Linked DNA regions of Homo sapiens: all the other regions are linked to region 2. A link is a contact called in ENCODE POLR2A ChIA-PET data. All regions are on one chromosome and are shown on one strand. The core of a region is the stretch at or near the end of the contact, and the rest is flanking DNA. Distances in the headings are between cores, read along the strand shown. Region 1 overlaps CYTH2 (cytohesin 2). Region 2 holds the start of EEF2 (eukaryotic translation elongation factor 2). Region 3 overlaps FLT3LG (fms related receptor tyrosine kinase 3 ligand).

Region 1 (4,115 bases), core at 1,410-3,909, about 44 Mb after region 2:
CACCCTGTTTCTGTCGCCTGCGGCTCTTGGGGGTGCTCCATTCTCCCGCCTTCCCTTCTCCTGCACCTGGTCCTGCCTGCTTTCTCGCTGTCTGCCCCAGGAGGTAGGTACACGACCTGTCTTTGTCTCCCATCACTAGACGAGGGGAGGGGGCTGCCCTGGCGCCCTGGCGCCCTGGCCTCCTGCCCACAGGAGGAGGGGGCTGGGGGCTCAGGCTCCTGGGCTGGGACTGACAGACTCAGAAAATGTGGAGCCCCAAGCTGGGGGTGGACGATTCCTGGAGCCCCAACATGCCTGGCCCTGCTTGTCTGTCTCCCCCAACGCAGCGGCTTTGTCTAGGCCCCAGGAGCCCCACCTCTACCGCTCTTGCTCTGCTTCTCACGCCCCTCCCATCTCCCAGAGGCCCTGTCCCCCTGTTGAGCCCAGGCCCCCTCCCACCCCTTCCCTTTCAGGGGGCCGGGTGAAGACGTGGAAGCGGCGCTGGTTTATCCTCACAGACAACTGCCTCTACTACTTTGAGTACACCACGGTGAGCGTGACCCGACCCGGGCTCTGGGGTCCTGGGCGGAGTGGCTGGGAGCCTGGACTCCTGGGGCTGAGGGAGGTGGGGTGGGGTGAGGACTTGGAAGTCTGAGTTCTGTCCACCTTGCTTCTTCAGGACAAGGAGCCCCGAGGAATCATCCCCCTGGAGAATCTGAGCATCCGAGAGGTGGACGACCCCCGGAAACCGGTAAGACCCTCTCTGTACACCTTCCTGCCAGGGCGGGGCCTCCTCTGCCCAGGGCTGGTTCTTACCTGCGCCCTTCCTCTCTCGTCCCCAGAACTGCTTTGAACTTTACATCCCCAACAACAAGGGGCAGCTCATCAAAGCCTGCAAAACTGAGGCGGACGGCCGAGTGGTGGAGGGAAACCACATGGTGTACCGGATCTCGGCCCCCACGCAGGAGGAGAAGGACGAGTGGATCAAGTCCATCCAGTGAGCCTGGACTCCTGGGCCTGATGGAGGAGGGGCTGGGGCCTGGACTCCTGGGTCTGATGGAGGAGGGGCAGGGGCCTGGATGCCTGGGTCTGATGGAGGAGGGGCTGGGGCCTGGACGCCTGGGTCTGACGGAGGAGGGGCTGGGGCCTGGACTCCTGGGTCTGACGGAGGAGGGGCAGGGGCCTGGACACCTGGGTCTGACGGAGGAGGGGCCGGGGGCCTGGACCCCTGGGTCTGACGGAGGAGGGGCCGGGGGCCTGGACTCCTGGGTCTGACGGAGGAGGGGCCGGGGGCCTGGACTCCTGGGTGTGAGGGAGGAGGGGCCGGGGGCCTGGACTCCTGGGTCTGAGGGAGGAGGGGCCGGGGGCCTGGACTGCTGGGTCTGAGGGAGGAGGGGCCGGGGGCCTGGACTCCTGGGTCTGAGGGAGGAGGGGCCGGGGGTCTGAGACTCCTCCTGGGTATGAGGGAGGAGGGGCTGGAGGCCTGGACTCCTTGGCCCTCATCCTGGGACCCCTCCCCTTCTGCAGGGCGGCTGTGAGTGTGGACCCCTTCTATGAGATGCTGGCAGCGAGAAAGAAGCGGATTTCAGTCAAGAAGAAGCAGGAGCAGCCCTGACCCCCTGCCCCCAACTCCATTATTTATTACGGAGCTGCCCCGCCTGGGTGGCCGGACCCCTGGGCCTTGGGGCTGTGGATCCTGGTTCCCTGTTTGGAAAATTCACCACCTCTAGCTCCTCACTGTTCTTTGTAATTAACACGCTGTTGGTAATCTTATTAATTATTTAACCACTTGGCCTGCTGACCCCCTCATTTCTTGGGGTTGACAGAGTCGAGGTGCTCCGTGGAGCCAGCCTGTTTCCCTGGACAGGGGCCTGGACCCGCCTGTCTCTGGGTGCTGCCTGGGCTGTCCCGGTGGGTCTGTTCTGGTTTCACCCCGAGCCCAGCAGGAGTGGAGTAAAGGGAGAAGGTTAATATGGTGGGAGTCTGGAGTTGGAATTGGCCGGGGACAGAGTTTAGAATGCAGGGATTCAGGGTCAAGGTCTAGCATTCATTCTAGAAGTTACTTGACAGCCATCAGCCAGTTACGCTACAGCCATCAGCTAGTTCCCATCGTTGCTTTCATGGGGCTTGAGGTCTTTGAGGGGCAGGAGATGAAGCTGGTGAGGTTGTGAGCTGGGCCAGGGCTTTGAGGACAACCTGGAGCTGGAAGAACATGCGACCACCTCAGGGAGGGTCAGGGAAGGATGAGTGGGGAGGTGGCCCATGTCCTGCAAGGGCCTTGCTGATGGGATGTCCTGAAGGGCTGGGCAGCCTTAGATCGGGCTAAGAGGGCAGGACTGTGGGCCAGTGCCAGAGCCAGGCTTGTCTGTTCTCAAAGGATCAGCCTCCTTTGGAGGACATTTTGTGTCAAGGATAGGGCTGAGGACCTGCGTTCTGAACGTCTTTCCTGGGATTCTTGACAGCCAAAGAAATTCGAGGATCGCCTCTATGAAGGTGAAGTCTTGGCATGTGGGGTACCCCTGAATCCTGGGCTAAGGTCTGTGACCTTTTGCCCTCCAGTTGGGGTATGTGTGGTGTCCCCAAAGAACAAGGGCTCGTGGATCCCGAGCAGGGTGCGATGGCGGATTGGGAGGTCCCATGTCACTCTCCCATGCCCGCCTTTGAAGCTGAGGCGCTCTTTAGTTAACAAACTACAAGTCCCAGCAGGGACCGGGACGCGGGTGGGAGAGGCGCCTGTGGCCCCGAGGCGTGCCGCGAGTTGTAGTCCCTCCTGCCCGCTGTGTTCGCTTTTGAGCTCTCCGATGGGATGCGGCGCTTCGGAATTTCGGGCTTTGATCCCTGTCCCGCCCTTGGCCACAGGCACCTGCCGGCCTGAAGGCCCCCGCGGTGGGGGTACCCTGCGCCCCTCCGCGGGAAGGTGGACTACAGTTATCGGCAGGCTGTGCGGCGCCAAAGCCACGGTGACCCAGACCCGAGGTTTTTCCGGGCGTCGCAGTTTCCCGAGACTCCGTGGCGGCGTTTGTCTTCTTTTTCTTAGTCAGATCCCGTACTTTTGTGGAGGGTAGAGGAGGCTTTGACCGCCGCGGCCCCGGGGGCTGGTGGGAAATGGAGTTCCAAATGAGAAAATAGAATTCCCCACTTCTCTTTCCCACAGGTGCCAGGGAAACGGAGTCATCGACCCAAGAAGGTCGTGGGAGATGAGGTCCCAGGGTAAACAGCGGGTCCCGCCACTATGTCACCCTTTCCTGCCGCCTCCCCGGATGAACTGCATGCAGGGCGGCCGGCTCCGTGGCAGGCAGAGGCAGGAAGAGGCGCGGAGCCCGCTGGTGGCGAAGAGGGGAGTGCGGCGGGAGGGGAGGGCAGAGGCAGGCGGCCGGTCGCGTGGGGCCTGGGCCGCCCCAGGAGGGCCTCTGGCTGGATTCTTAGCAGATGGAAGCCGTGCAAGGGCAGGAGGCAGGGGCCTGACGTGTTTGGATTGAGGTTGCAGGAGGGGCCCCTGGCTGCTTCAGGGAGAATAATTTGGAGGCGAGCGGGGAGGTGAGAGGAAGCTGTGCGGTGCAGGATGGCGTGGCTGTGGAGGTGGAGAACGTTGGGCCACGCTAGGAGTCTTGAAAGAGGAGCCAAAAGGACTTGCTGAGAGCCGCCGCAGCTGGTGAATGACGGTGCCATGACTGAGGTGGTCGAAAGGGAGTATTTAAGGGGAAATCAGGCATTCCGTTTTGACCAAATTAAGCTGGAGATGCCTGTGGAACATTCCAGCCAGGCTGCATCACGTCACACTGACCTTCAGCATTGCCCACAGTCCATCTTCCCCCAGGACCTGAGGATTTTGCGTCCGGCTCCCTCCTCGCCCAGGACCCCCAAGCTCCCAGCACGCTTCTGATTTTTTTTGTAGGTTTTTTTTTTTGTTTTTTGTTTTGTTTTGTTTTGTTTTTGAGAGGGAGTCTCACTTTGTGCCCTAGACTGGAGTGCAATGGCGCCATCTCGGCTTACTGCAACCTCCACCTCCCAGGTGCAAGCGATTCCCCTGCCTCAGCTTCCCGAGTAGCTGGGATTACAGATGTGAGCCACCGTACCCAGCTAATTTTTGTATTTTTAGTAGAGACGGGGTTTCACCATATTGGCCAAGCTGGTCT
Region 2 (4,289 bases), core at 733-3,232:
GTACCAGCCCCATAGCCAGATCCTCAGAGCCCTCCTGACCAGACATCCTGCCCCACCGACTTGGTCCCAAGATTCATCACACCTGACTCAAAGTAGCAACTAAAAGACCCAGCAGGACGGCAAAAGCCTCCAGAGACTCCGACCCTCCCCTCCTCACTTCTGCCCCTGCTCCAGGGGAAATGAAGAGCCTTAGCCAGAGTCCCTCACCAATGTACCAACCCAGGACAAAAAGCAGTTGGGGTCACCGTACTCTGCGCTCCCCCTACTCATATCGGGGCCAGAAACTGACATGGAATGAACATCATCCAGTGCAACACAGGAGCTTCCCAGCGTCCCAAGCACTAGAACACCCTCCCCTCCCAGGTGTGACAGCCAAACCTCTCCAGATATTGTAGGAGTGGGGGCAAGTCCCCCAGGGAGGGAGAACCACGGAGTTAAGCCCCCTCCTCAAGAAAACCTTCCAGCTCGCAGTACCCCGAATCCCTGTGCCTCTCCATCCTGTCTCGCTGGACTGAACCTCACTCATTCTCCCATGAATTAAGAAACCAGGGGAAAGAGACGTTGCCAAGTCTCTCCCCGCGCACCCTGGCCCAGTGGCCTCCAGCTGCCAGGCCAGCACCTCCCTGCCTGGGTACAGAGGGCACAGGGAGCTCACGTTGACTTGATGGTGATGCAACGCTCCTGCTCGTCCTTCCGGGTATCAGTGAAGCGTGTCTCCCCGGCCCGGGCCGAGGCGATGATGCCCGCCTTGCACACCAGGGAGTCTGTCAGCGTGGACTTGCCATGGTCCACGTGGGCGATGACAGACATGTTGCGGATGTTGGCCTTCTTGTCCATGATGGCGCGGATCTGGTCTACCGTGAAGTTCACCTGGGCAAGACAAGGAGGCTCAGACCAGCTCGTGATTTCCAGGAACACAGCATGGCACGGAGCGTTCAGTCCAAACGAACCAGCATGCCCAAGGCCAGGAGGGGGTTGGTGCTGGGGTGCCCCAAGCCCACCGAATCTTGCCAGCCTAACACCCCTTAAGAGCCACCCCGCAATCTCCAAGGAACCACCGTTAATAGGTGTCATTCATGATTGACAACCCAGAAATAAAAGTGCTCAGGAATAAAACTGAGTGTCAACAGATTTCCTTGATACCAGGTACAAATACTAAAGTCTCATTTGGGGCCAAACACGTAAGGGATGAATCCTCTCCTAAAGCCCCCTCCACGTTGTCACCGGGCCACCCAAACTTCCCCGAGCAAGAAGCTTCATCATAAAATGCAAGGTCACCCCTTGGCAAACGGGATCAGACAAGGCCACCCACCCCAGGAAATAACGGGGAGCCGGAACGGCCCTAACTGCCACAAGCCTACACCTCGTGTCTCAATAAGAGTCTTTGTACATCTGGGAGTCATAGGAAGGACAAGTGCCTAAGGTCGACGATTAACAGCATCAGGAGAAGGTATTTGGAAGGAAAAGGGGAGCCTTTCAGGTGTCGCTTTGCTCGTTCTGCCATTCCCTGCCGCCCCTAGTCCCCCGGCAGAAAATCGATCTCAAACTCGCGGCCCGCGGGTTACATAAGGCGCCTCCCTGTCTCCCCGCTTCCACCGCGGTGCCCGCCATTACTACGCCTGCCACATCATCATTCCCCACCCCCATCCCCGCTAACAACCCAGCTCCAACCAGGTCTGGGCAAGGTTATGGCGCCCTCGGAAACGGAGAAAGGGCTCGGTGAACAGCGCGGCGCACAGACATGGCGGCGGCCGCTTCCCCAGCCCCGGGTCCTCCGGCCCCGCCGCCGCTACGTCTCCTCCTGGCACGGGGGGCCCCAGCGTCCCAGGCTAGGCAGCGTAGGCCCCGCGGAGGCCCCGCCGCCGCTCCGGGGCACCAGCGAGGCAGGGTTACTCACCATGGTGGCGGATGGCGGTGGATTCTCCCAGGTAGAACCGAAAGAAGCGAGTCGCGCCGAGGATGGCGGCGACGACGGCGGAAGAGAACGCTGACGTCAACACTCAGCTTTTTATAGGCGGACGCCGGTTGGGCGGGTCATGTGACTGCGCTGCGAAGGCGGGGCGAAGGGACGCCGCGCAAGCGCACGGAGGCGTGTCCCCCCGCCCGTTAACCCATTCGGCGCCGGCGCGGCGCTCTAGAATAGAAGCTGGGCATCTCGGGGGCGGTGGTCGCCCTCGGTGTGCAGTGTTCAGGTGCACAAAGTAAAGAGCGCCGTTTTAGCTGAGAACGAGAACCATAGCAACGATATTAGCTTACAAGTTGTCCAGTACTTCTATTAAAACCAATTTACAAGGTGAATAGAGTCTGTGGATTATACCCAAGTCAATTTCCCTGTTTGGACATTGTTACGTAAGACGATACCCCTGGGAGAAGCCGAGGGAAAAAGGACACTCGCGACCACTATACTGTTTTTGCAACTCCTTACCTGTAATTATTTCTAAATAAAAACTTTATAAGAAGCAGGCATCGGAATCACTGATCCCACAAATGCATACTGAGCATCTATACACCAGGCATTGTTAGGGGTTTTGTAGATATAGCAGTGGACCAAACACCTTGCTAGCTTGACCACACTGCGTGTTCTTCTACCAGCTACTAGGATTTCTCTGTGCCTCAATTTCACCTGCTCGGAGGTGATCAATACCACCCTATTGTTTGGGGGAGAGTGAAACGAACTAAAGACATCTAAAAGAATTAGGACCGTGCCTGATACCCAACGCTCAATAAACGCTATCTATTTTAATTAGCTAAGATTGCTATTAATAAAACAGTTATTTATTTCAGGACTGGTTTGCCATGTCCCAGGCACCCGGCTAAGCGGTTTACTGGCACAATTTCATTTTCTATTTCATTTCCTCTCCAGGGGGAGGCGCAGGAAGACTGTTTAGCATTTGTGTCCTAATCTGACCCTAAGAAACAGTTGAATGTATTTCATATCTCATGAATTGGCATTCAATTGTGTAACTCTATCCCTTATGAAAAGCCCAACCCGCTGTTTAGCACATAGTAGGTACTCAGCATTTCTTGCATGAATGATGTTCTCACAGTGCAAATGAACCCCCTGCGGTACATCTTTCCTTAAACTCACTTTGTGAAACAGGAGAGCCACTGCAGTGCTTTTCCTGGGCTGGGAGAGGGGGAGGTGTGGATCCACAAAAAGCAATGCAAATTCCAGCCTGGACTCTAAAATAAACCTGTACACTCCTCCCCCTCACGAATGCTTCGGGCACTTTGCTTTACAAAGCGCTGTCTCAACCTTGGGTTTCATTTAACGGATGATTGCTCTTCCTATCACCATTTAACCCAGTGGAAAACTGAAAAGTATCTTCCGAAAGGATTGAGGCTCTGAAAGGCAGAGGGCGCGGCAGGGAGCAGATGGGAGCGCCCGGGGTCCCTAACCACCTACACCTGTACCTGTGACGCGTTTAGTTAAGTTGCAAGTCAAGCGCATGCGCCATTTGGGGCATGAGTTTTTAGCAGAGGGGTAGTCAGTTTCGCATTATTAATAATAAAATTCTTCAAAATTTTTAAATGCACTGAGCACCTGCTACGTGTTGCGTTTCCTATTGGGGGCTTCGCAGCCGTTTTTTCCGTGCAAAGTGGGAGCATTTCAGAGATGTAATGGAAAGGTTTTCATTAAAAGAGGTGTCAGGCGAGAGGCGGAGGTTGCAGTTAGCCGAGATCGCGCCACTGCTCTCCAGCCTGGCGACAGAGCGAGATTCCGTCTCAAAAAAATTTTTAAAAATTTTAAAAATTAAAGAGGGGTTAGGCTGCTTGCGGTGGATCACGCCTGTAATCCCAGCACTTTGGGAGGCCGAGGCAGGCAAATCACCTGAAGTCAGGAGTTCGAGACCAGCCTACCCAATATGGAGAAACCCCGTCTTTACTAAAAATAAAAAAATTAGCCCGGCGTGGTAGTGAACGCCTGAAATCCCAGCTACTTTGGAGGCTGAGGCAGGAGAACCGCTTGAACCCGAGAGGCAGAGGTTGCAGTGAGCCGAGATCACGGCACTGCATGCACTCCAGCCTGTGCGACTGAGAGTAAGACTCTGTCTCAAAAAAAAAAAAAAAAAAAAAGGAGGGGGGGCTGTTCACAGGTATCCCGGAACTTAATAAAAGAGGGGTTGAATTTCTTCTCAAGTGCATGGGTTGCTTATTGAAAAATTCTAACATCATGTAATTTAAAGAACTAGGGGGAGAGCTTAAGGGAAAAAGGGGAATTTTCAACCCCATAACTGCAGGGATGGAGCCAGGTGTTGGCAGGGAAGGATCTCTCCCACTGTCATCCC
Region 3 (4,270 bases), core at 938-3,437, about 45 Mb after region 2:
GGGAGCAGTCTGGTCCCATTCTGGGGCCCCGGTTTCCTAGGCCATGATGAAGGGTGCCACTGAGGGGTTCTTCCCCCAAAAAAAAACAGGGAGAGAAGGGGTCTCTAAACTGAGGAGGCCGGGCGTGGTGGCTCACTCCTGTAATCCTAGCACTTTGGGAGGCTGAGGTGGGCGGATCACTTGAGGTCAGGAGTTTGAGACCAGCCTGGCCAACATGATGAAATCCCGGCTGTACTAAAAATACAAAAATTAGCCGGGCATGGTGGCTCAGGAGGCTGAGGCACAGGAATCGCTTGAACCCGGGAGCCAGAGGCTGCAGTGAGCCGAGATCATGCCACTGCACTCCAGCCTGGGAGACAGAGTGAAACTGTCTCAAAAACAAAACAAACAAACAAAAACCTCTCTCTGAGGGCTGGGTGCAGTGGCTCACACCTGTAATCCCAGCACTTTCGGAGGCCAAGGTGGGAGGATTATTTGAGCCCAGGAGTTCAAGACCAGCCCGGGTAACACAGTGAAACCTCATCTCTGCACAAAAATAAAAATAAATTAGCCAGGCATGGTGGTGCCCACCTGTGGTCCCAGCTACTCAGAAGGCTGAGGTGGGAGGATCACTTGAGCCCTGGAGGTCGAGGCTGCGATGAGCTATGATTGGGCCACTGCACTCCAGCTTGAGCGACAGAGCAAGACCCTGTCTCAAAACATAGAATAGGCCGTGTATGGTGGCTCACGACTGTAATCCCAGCACTTTGGGAGGCTGAGGCGGGTGGATTGCCTGAGCTCAGGAGTTCGAGACCAGCCTCGGCAACGTGATGAAAACCATCTCTACTAAAATACAAAAACAAAATTAGCCAGGCATGGTGGTGGGCACCTGTAGTCCCAGCTACTTGGGAGACTGAGGCAGGAGAATTGCTTGAACCCAGGAGGCAGAGGTTGCAGTGAGCCGAGATCACACCACTGCCCTCCAGCCTGGGCGACAGAGCAAGACTCCATCTCCAAAAAAATAAAAATAAAATAAAAGCCTGGGTACAGTGGCTCACGCCTGTAATCCCAGCACTTTGGGAGCCCGAGGCGGGCAGATCACGAGGTCAGGAGTTTGAGACCACCCTGGCCAATGTGGTGAAACCCCGTCTCTACTAAAAATACAAAAATTAGCTGGGCATGGTGGCGCGCGCCTGTAGTCCCAGCTACTCAGGAGGCTGAGGCAGAATTCCTTGAACCCGGGAGGTAGAAGTTGCAGTAAGCCGAGATCGTGCCACTGTACTCCAGCCAGGGTGACAGAGCAAGACTCTGTCCCCAAAAAATAAATAAATAATAAAGTAACTTTGGGAGGCCGAGGCGGGCGAGTCACCTGAGGTCAGGAGTTCGAGACCAGCCTGGCCAACATAGAGAAACCCCGTTTCTACTAAAAAATATAAATAAATAAATAAATAAATAAATAGGCTGGGCACGGTGGCTCACGCCTGTAATCCCACACTTTGGGAGGCCGAGGCGGGCGGATCACAAGGTCAGGAGATCAAGACCATCCTGGCTAACACAATGAAACCCCATCTCTACTAAAAATACAAACAATTAGCCGGGCGTGGTGGCAGGCGCCTGTAGTCCCAACTACCTGGGAGGCTGAGGCAGGTGAATGGCGTGAAACCAGGAGGCGGAGCTTGCAGTGAGCCGAGATTGCGCCACTGTACTCCAGCCTGGGCAACAGAGCGAGACTCTGTCTTAAAAATAAATAAATAAATAAATATGGCCAAGCACGGTGGCTCATGCCTACAATCCCAGCACTTTGGGAGGCCAAGGTGGGCAGATCACCTGAGGTCAGGAGTTCGAGACCAGCCTGGCCAACATGGAGAAACCCCGTCTCTACTACAAATACAAAAAATAGCTGGGCATGGTGGTGGGCACCTATAGTCCCAACCACTGAGGAGGCTGAGGCAGGAGAATCACTTGAACCTGGGAGGCAGAGGTTGCATTTCACCACTCCAGCCTGGGCAACAGAGTGAGACTCTATCTCAAAAAAAAATTAATTAATTAAATAAATAAACTCTGAGAGCCAGAGCTCACTGGGCCCTGTTGCTGGGCATCGCCAGCAGGGAAGGGCCTTTGGCCTGCGGAGGGGCGGTGGGGGGATGACGTGGTGGTGACGTCTCCCTCCCCTGCTCCCAGCCCCCCCCCAGCTGTCTTCGCTTCGTCCAGACCAACATCTCCCGCCTCCTGCAGGAGACCTCCGAGCAGCTGGTGGCGCTGAAGCCCTGGATCACTCGCCAGAACTTCTCCCGGTGCCTGGAGCTGCAGTGTCAGCCCGGTAAAGGCTTCCAGGCACCCCCACTCCTTCCCCTCCTGTCCTCACGGCCGCTCCTCCTCTCTGCACAGTGCATCCCAGACCCCATCTTTCTCATATTGGTTGTGACAAGGGCAAGCTTATTCCTCTTTCTGGAGCTCAGTTTACCAATTTTTTTTTTTTTTTTTTGAGACGGAGTCTCGCACTGTCGCCCAGGCTGGAGTGCAGTGGCGTGATCTTGGCTCACTGCAAGCTCCGCCTCTCGGGTTCATGCCATTCTCCTGCCTCAGCCTCCCAAGTAGCTGGGACCACAGGCGCCCGCCACCACACCCGGCTAATTTTTTGTATTTTTAGTAGAGACGGGGTTTTACCGAGTTAAACCAGGATGGTCTCGATCTCCTGACCTTGTGATCCACCTGCCTTGGCCTCCCAAAGTGCTGGGATTACAGGCGTGAGCCACAGTGCCCAGCCTACCTTTTTTTTTTTTTTTTTTTTTGAGATGGAGTCTTGCTCTGTCCCCCAGGCTGGAGTGCAGGGGTGCTATCTCGGCTCACTGCAAGCTCTGCCTCCTGGGTTCACGCCATTCTCTTGCCTCAGCCTCCCCAGCAGCTGGGACTACAGGCGCCTGCCACCTCACGCGGCTAATTTTTTTTTTTGTATTTTTAGTAGAGACGGTGTTTCACCGTGTCAGCCAGGATGGTCTCGATCTCCTGACCTCGTGATCTGCCCGCCTCGGCCTCCCAAAGTGCTAGGATTACAGATGTGAGCCACCGCGCCCAGCCTATTGTTTTTTTTTTCTAAGTCGGAGTCTTGCTCTGTCGCCCAGGCTGGAGTGCAGTGGCGCAATCTTGGCTCACTGCAACCTCCATCTCCAGGGTTCAAGCGAATCTTCTGCCTCAGCCTTCCGAGTACCTGGGATTACAGATGCGCATACCATGCCTGGCTAGTTTTTGTGTTTTTAGTAGAGATGGGTTTTCACCATGTTGGCCAGGCTGGTCTTGAACTCCTGACCTCAAGTGATCCACCCACCTTGGCCTCCCAAAGTGCTGGGATTATAGGCGTGAGCCACCGCGCTCAGCCTATTCACTCATTTAATTTGTGACAGTCTGATGAGGTAGGTACAATGATTATCCTAGTTTTACAGATGAGCAAACTGAGGCACAGAGAGGCCAAGCAGCCCATCCAAGGTCACACAGCCAGTGGCAGCCAGGCCTCTCTTTCCTTCCTTACCCCAGCCCTTCTCCTTGGTCACCCAGCCTCCTCTTTCTCCCCAGACTCCTCAACCCTGCCACCCCCATGGAGTCCCCGGCCCCTGGAGGCCACAGCCCCGACAGCCCCGCAGCCCCCTCTGCTCCTCCTACTGCTGCTGCCCGTGGGCCTCCTGCTGCTGGCCGCTGCCTGGTGCCTGCACTGGCAGAGGACGCGGCGGAGGACACCCCGCCCTGGGGAGCAGGTGAGCAGGCTGGGAAGAGGGGGTGAGGGGGCCGAGAGGGTGGCCCACTTGTGGCTGACACTTTGGGGCCCACAGGTGCCCCCCGTCCCCAGTCCCCAGGACCTGCTGCTTGTGGAGCACTGACCTGGCCAAGGCCTCATCCTGGTGAGTCCTTCCTGGGCTATGGGGCCTGGACTTTGTGTCTGCAGGTTGGGAGGGTCACTAGGAGGCCATGGAAGGGTGGTGAGCAGTGGAGGGGCAGGGGCAGCTCTAGGTGCAGAAAGACCCCTCTGGGGCCAGGCGCGGTGGCTCACGCCTGTAATCCCAGCACTTTGGGAGGCCGAGGCGGGTGGATCACTTGAGGTCAGGAGTTCAAGACCAGCCTGGCCAACATGGCAAACCCCAGTCTCTACTAAAAATACAAAAATTAACTGGGCATAGTGGTGTGTGCCTGTAATCCCAGCTACTCAGGAGGCTGAGGAAGGAGAATTGCTTGAACCCAGGAGGCGGAGGTTGCAGTGAGCCGAGATTGCGCCACTGGACTCCAGCCTGAGTGACAGAGC

The links. ChIA-PET counts read pairs that join two places held with the same protein, here RNA polymerase II (POLR2A).
Region 1: POLR2A ChIA-PET joins it to region 2 with 5 read pairs in CD4-positive, alpha-beta T cell. The contact joins the enhancer-like site here to the promoter of EEF2 in region 2. POLR2A ChIA-PET finds 5 or more read pairs at or near these places in 2 of 52 experiments (BJ and CD4-positive, alpha-beta T cell).
Region 3: POLR2A ChIA-PET joins it to region 2 with 13 read pairs in AG04449. The contact joins the enhancer-like site here to the promoter of EEF2 in region 2. POLR2A ChIA-PET finds 5 or more read pairs at or near these places in 2 of 52 experiments (AG04449 and AG04450).

The regions. Positions count from the first base shown.
Region 1 is chr19:48,477,617-48,481,731 of GRCh38, forward strand. It overlaps CYTH2 (cytohesin 2), which reads left to right. Exons shown (of 12, transcript NM_004228.7): 9 at 453-529; 10 at 659-730; 11 at 822-976; 12 at 1,507-4,115. The coding sequence ends at 1,594. Among named protein-coding and RNA genes, the nearest start is that of CYTH2, 10 kb to the left of the region's middle. Within about 2 kb of position 2,660, at least 29 of the 41 ENCODE cell types and tissues checked have a DNase peak (open chromatin) inside an H3K27ac peak, as active enhancers do; they include CD4-positive, alpha-beta T cell, where a contact is called at or near this core.
Region 2 is chr19:3,983,481-3,987,769 of GRCh38, forward strand. It overlaps EEF2 (eukaryotic translation elongation factor 2), which reads right to left and starts at 1,983. Exons shown (of 15, transcript NM_001961.4): 1 at 1,898-1,983; 2 at 656-870. The coding sequence starts at 1,900. RefSeq lists enhancers at 549-1,400, 694-913, 2,169-2,218, 4,235-4,289 and a silencer at 1,779-1,888.
Region 3 is chr19:49,476,749-49,481,018 of GRCh38, forward strand. FLT3LG (fms related receptor tyrosine kinase 3 ligand) reads left to right here. Exons shown (of 9, transcript NM_001459.4): 6 at 2,161-2,299; 7 at 3,550-3,728; 8 at 3,804-3,872. The coding sequence ends at 3,851. Among named protein-coding and RNA genes, the nearest start is that of FLT3LG, 4.7 kb to the left of the region's middle. Within about 2 kb of position 2,188, at least 19 of the 41 ENCODE cell types and tissues checked have a DNase peak (open chromatin) inside an H3K27ac peak, as active enhancers do.